2 separate regions of the Homo sapiens genome follow, and region 2 is linked to region 1. Evidence: chromatin contacts called from ENCODE Hi-C or POLR2A ChIA-PET data. All regions are on one chromosome and are shown on one strand. Each heading gives the region's core, a stretch centred on a gene start or an enhancer-like site at or near the end of the contact. The rest is flanking DNA. Distances are from core to core; before and after follow the strand shown.

Region 1 (2,567 bases), core at 48-2,547:
TCTGTTGCCTCTAAAGGGCAAACAGTTTCTAGACCAGTATTTATGTGAGTTTCTAGGCTCGGGACATCCACACCGTGCTGGTAGCAATGAGAATACCTGTCCATAATTTTGTGTCATACAACCTAGAGGTTCAGATATTTTATTGGTGACAGTTTCCCTCATGGTCCAAGGTAAGTGACCCACTTTTGTGCCTAATATTCAGGCCAGCAAGCAGTTTTTCTAATCCCAGTTCCTAAACAGGAGAGCCCTTTCCTGACTCCTGGTTTCATTTGGGGAACTCAGTCCTAGTATTCCTGCTGTCGGCAAGGCTGTGGCCTTGGTGTCACTTCCTGGGCAAGAACTAAAGCTGCAGCCTTTCTAAACACCGTATGACTCCATTTCTCTGGAATTCTGGAAAAAGCAGAAATAGAAGGGCAAATATAGACCAGTAGTTTCCAGGGGAGGGGGAAGAGTTGGCTACAAAGGGCAGAAGGACGTTCGTGGTGATGGAACTGCTCCATGCCTTGACGGGGGTAGTAGTTCTATGACTGTATTTATTTGCCGGAACTCACAGTATTATATCCTAAAAAGGGCGAATTTCACTGTATGTAAATTATATCCTAATCTGGTTTTTAAAAGATGCAGGGTGATAAACTATCTCTATAGCTCAATATGATTTCTGATAACTTGAAAACTAAACCCAGCCTCTAAGGCACACACAGGGTGTAGCTCAATCCTGATTACCACTGCAAGACTCCTCTTTATTTGAGCATCCACAGATGCTTTTTTAGCTTCTGAGCTTCGTTATAGGTTTTGAAATTTAATTTTCTGTACTTTACCTAGAATTTCTATGTGTTTGGAGCAGGAGACCGACCATGGCAGCTCAGACCACTACCTTGACTGAGAACCAGGCCATCGGCACTGCTGGACATAAAGTCTCTGACGGGCCTCAGGACTCTGAAAATGATCATGCATTTTCCAAACAAGCAGCACACACTATTCTGGGTGGCAGGAACTGCCTTGCTTTCCTAATCTAGATGGTGGTTCTTTTATCCTTTCTCCCTCTTCCAGGTGTTTCCTTTGGAAGCACCTCCCCAGCCCAGGTTTCCGCTTCTGATGTCCCTGAAGTGCAGTCTGCCCCAGTGGCTGGATCCTCCCTGTAGTTGCTGAGGACTGGATCACCCCACAGCATTGTGTCAATGCAGTGGGTGCTGCCTCCATCCTGAGCTAAGGGCCTAAGCCAACTCCTAGGACTTGGCGTCCGGGAAGGCGTCTGCTGGCATCTGCTTCCAGTGCATGCTGGTTGCCCAACAATTTGGGTAAATAATGCCATTGCGTTTGGCTGTACCACTGGAAATAGGCCAACTCCAAGAGGTTGCACTGCTTCTGTCTTGATTATTTGCATTGGCTGTTGAAGTGATCTGAAGCTACTAAAACACAAAATGGATTCATTTGAGTGAATAGCAAAGAAGTTACAAATCCTTCTGTATATCATTTTCTCAAAAACTTAAGAGCATGTTACAAAATGTAGAGCAATACAGTACTTCTGTAAAACATACCCACCCAGATATGTGTGTGTGTGTGTGTGTGTGTGTGTGTGTGAGAGAGAGAGAGAGAGAGAGAGAGAGAGAGACTGTCAGGGCGGGAAGAACTCTCTAGAGAAGGGCCCTCTGGTTTTACTGCTATGGAAACTGAGGCTTAGAAAAGGGAAGTGGCCTATTGAAGGTCACACAGCTGGTTAGTAGACAACAGAGACCAGGCGGTCCCCTGAGTCCTAGTTTAGGACTTGTCCCACTGAGCCTGCCTGCCTGTGAGTCATGTGACACCTGTCAGATCAGCTGTGCTGCTGGACTTGCTGATGGAACCCAGCAGATAGTGGCCCTCAGGTTCCCCGAACCCAAGCCTGGAGAAAGGGAGAGCCCCTGAATCAGATGTGAGAATGATGAAGGCATGGCGGGCACCAGCCAGCATCTGAGCAGCGGAAGCAGAGGCTCCTTCCCTTAGCTCCGTTAGTGTAGCCAGAAAACAGAACATGAGTCCTAAGGCCCTGAAGGTCTGAAGCCTTGAGGGGTGCCCTCGTCACTGCTGTCATTGTGAAGGCTGCTGTCATTGTGAAGGCTGCTGTCATGAAGAAGGTGGAGCCGACTGGAGGGAAGGTGGTCACTCTCCCTGCAAATGCATTCATCTCCTTCACTAGTTCCAGAGCTCTTCAGGTCGGGCTGTGGAACAAGGGGTACAGCACTGACCTTATTTAGAATTGCAGGCACATGGTGAGAAAGAAAAGCAGATTGACCTTCACACAGGTCTATCACTGTTTTCAGCTCTTTACAGACAATGCAGGCCATCTTTTTGGTATCTGTGGGGACGGTCCTCACTGCCACCATCCCCCTGCATACCACCATCCAGAAGTCCCTAAACAGAGCTCCTCCATGTGGTTGTCTGCTAACTGCAGGGCTGGGTTGCATGGTCACCCTTGCATGAAGGCGCAGCTGGGAAGGCGAGCATTTTCCACTTTTCAGGCTCCACCATGGAAGGTAACAAGGGAGGGGCCTGGCAAGCTGCCGTGCCTTTCAGCCACAGTCCCCCCA
Region 2 (2,567 bases), core at 47-2,546, 260 kb before region 1:
ATATCACACAGCACTTTCTCGGTTACATATTTTAGTTTGAACAACAAAGTACTGTTTGAGGACACCTTTGCCTGAAAAGAAAGCTCAGTCATTACTGAATTTAGATGCAGAAGTAATTAAAAATAAAAGTAGGCAGAGAAATTTAACACAGATTTAATCATTTCTGGGGCAGGATATTCCTGGGGTGGGATATTCCTGAAGGTTAGTGAATGGCTACAAATATATGATTATAGGCCGGTGAAGAACCCTACTTTGAGAAATGTCATTAGGTGATTAAAAACAACACCCAACTGCCCTCATGATACGAACATGGGTTCTTGTGGGTTGGGGTGACATTTCTGATGCCAACATTCTACATAAATTCACAGGGAACCGTATCCAACACATCCTAAACAGCTGGTGAGGAGGACGTGCTCTGGGTGGCTCAGCTTGACTCTGGGCTTCATAAAGGCATTGCTGTTGATGCACACGAAGGGTTTGAAGAGAAATTATTTTGTAAGCTGGGTGTGGGAAATAGTATTTTATAGTCAACAGGATTTTTAAGTATGTGTATGTAAACAAATTAATAAAACCTACAAATCGTGATCAGACTTTTTTGTCTACATTCCTAAAAATCATATATTCCAGGTTGGCATTAACTATTGTTTTGTGTCTTCTCATTGGCTAATTGCCTTCAGTATGGAAGTCATCTTATATTCCTGGTTTCCCAGGTTGTATGTTCTTCTTGCAGCTCTCGAGGTGGGGGACTTGAAAGGGAGGAGGGGAGGTCGAAGGGGTGGCCTTTTCTCTCCCCCATCCCTCTCATTTCCTCTCTTCACTCTTGCTTTGCTGCCCCCTGCCGCACTGCCAGGCATCAGCCCCTGGTCTGGGCAAAGGACCCCAGAGTATGACAGGTGCCAGCCCATCCTTGGGAAGGTTAGTTTGCAAACCTGTTTTAGTCTTTGGGAGGCCTGGGTATTTTGATTCACACTTGCAGGGTCTGTGATTTGCCTCTTGCTGCATAAAGTCTATTCCATGAAGCATACTCATTTATCTTTAAGCAGATTTATTATATGAAATATTCATGGGTGCAGGCTTGGCAGCACAGCGTCTGGAACAATGTACTGAGTACAGTTTGTCCTCAGAAGTCTATTCATGCTGATGGGATGCAGTTGTCTCCTGTGAAGCTTTGGGGTGAGATGGGGCCAGTAGGGAGTGAGCTGGCTGAGGATAGCTCTTCATCTCCCTTAGTTTGGCTGCAGCAGCCCTGCTCTGCGTGTATGCCTGCGCAGATCCGTTCTTTCTCTTCCTGCTTAGTGAACACAGAGGCCTTCCCTTCTGCGAGAACCCTCTTGTCAGCTTCCAGCTTCCTGTGTAATTCGAACGGATAGGGATGATTTGGAGGGAGGGAAAAGCTGGCTTAGGAGTGAAAACTGATCTGTGGGGAGAAGGCATTTCGGGGACTGGGAGGAGGTTTGGTGCTAACACTTAGGAGTAAGCACAGTGTGGCAACCCCCGGGCTCAATGTGTGTTCCACATGGCCCTGACAGACACCACAGGAAGCATGTGGTGACAGTCCTGTATTACCCACGAAGAAACTGGGGCTCAGAGAGGTTTAGTTACTTGCCCAAAGTGCAGTTCACTTAGTTTAGCAAACCTGTATGGATGTATGGGTGGCCTGTCATGTGGCCAGTGGCTGGATACAGGGCACAGAGCAGTCACGGCCTCTGCCTACGAGGAGTGCCCCATGCAGCCGATAGAGAAACAGAGCCCTGAAAAGTGAGTCAGACAGGGTGAGTGGAGCCCCCATGCGATGCAGGGTGTTAGGAAGGGCCTGGTGAATTGTGGGAGGCTGTGGGAAGGCTGGAGGGGAGGATTGGAAAACTGGATAGGATCTTACCAGGCAGATGGGGGCTGGGAGAGGTAATTACAGACGGTGGGAAGAGCAAGTACAGGCATGCAAGGATGTAGGTCATCCAGGTGTGGCCAGTAGACGGGAGACTGCCTGGTTCAGTGCTGCCCAGTCACACGAGGCGGGGAGGTCGGGGGACGGGGCCAGAACCACTATTGCAGCGGCTTAGAGGCCTTGCTAGAGGATTCGGACTGTAACTAAGGGAGCGACGAGTCGTCGGAGGTCTTGAAGCCAGGGAGAGAGAAAAACGAATTTCTCTATTTGGAAAACAATTCTGGAGGTATAACAGAATGGGGCAGTGGGGAAGGTAGGAGGTAGGGAAACCTGTCAGAGAGGTCGCAGGGGCAGGGGTGAGAGGAAGCGGAGGGGTGTGGGAATGAGAAACATAATTTGAGATTTCTGTTGGAAAATAGCAGGAACTGGTCTGGATTCTGTGTCTGGAAAAAAGTATTAAAAACAAACAAACAACAAACAAACCAGTAGCCAGAAAAGGATAAAGGAAACGGTACCTTAGAAGAGAAGCATGAAGACATTTTTAAAAAGGCTTTTATAATGAGGCAGAAGATTTAAAGTGTTACATAAAACAAGTTTTAGGGAATGAGGAGGACCAATGTGGCATAAAAGGTTTTTATGGTTAGGCTGGAGGTGGAGCAAGGTGGCCAAACAGAAGCCTCCA

The links. A loop is a pair of places that touch in the nucleus more often than their neighbours do. ChIA-PET counts read pairs that join two places held with the same protein, here RNA polymerase II (POLR2A). Pooled maps may share reads with other maps.
Region 2: a loop to region 1 is called in a map of CD14-positive monocyte, with 2.7 times the contacts of the local background. The contact joins two enhancer-like sites. A Hi-C loop is called at or near these places in 2 of 168 maps with a recorded cell type or tissue (CD14-positive monocyte and endothelial cell of hepatic sinusoid) and 2 of 50 pooled maps. POLR2A ChIA-PET finds 5 or more read pairs at or near these places in 1 of 52 experiments (Panc1).

What each region holds. Positions count from the first base shown.
Region 1 is chr3:194,974,886-194,977,452 of GRCh38, reverse strand. No RefSeq gene overlaps it. Among named protein-coding and RNA genes, the nearest start is that of XXYLT1-AS1, 120 kb to the left of the region's middle. Within about 2 kb of position 1,297, at least 4 of the 41 ENCODE cell types and tissues checked have a DNase peak (open chromatin) inside an H3K27ac peak, as active enhancers do.
Region 2 is chr3:195,237,605-195,240,171 of GRCh38, reverse strand. All of the region lies in intron 1 of XXYLT1 (xyloside xylosyltransferase 1), which reads left to right. Among named protein-coding and RNA genes, the nearest start is that of XXYLT1, 32 kb to the left of the region's middle. RefSeq lists an enhancer at 1-130. Within about 2 kb of position 1,296, at least 11 of the 41 ENCODE cell types and tissues checked have a DNase peak (open chromatin) inside an H3K27ac peak, as active enhancers do.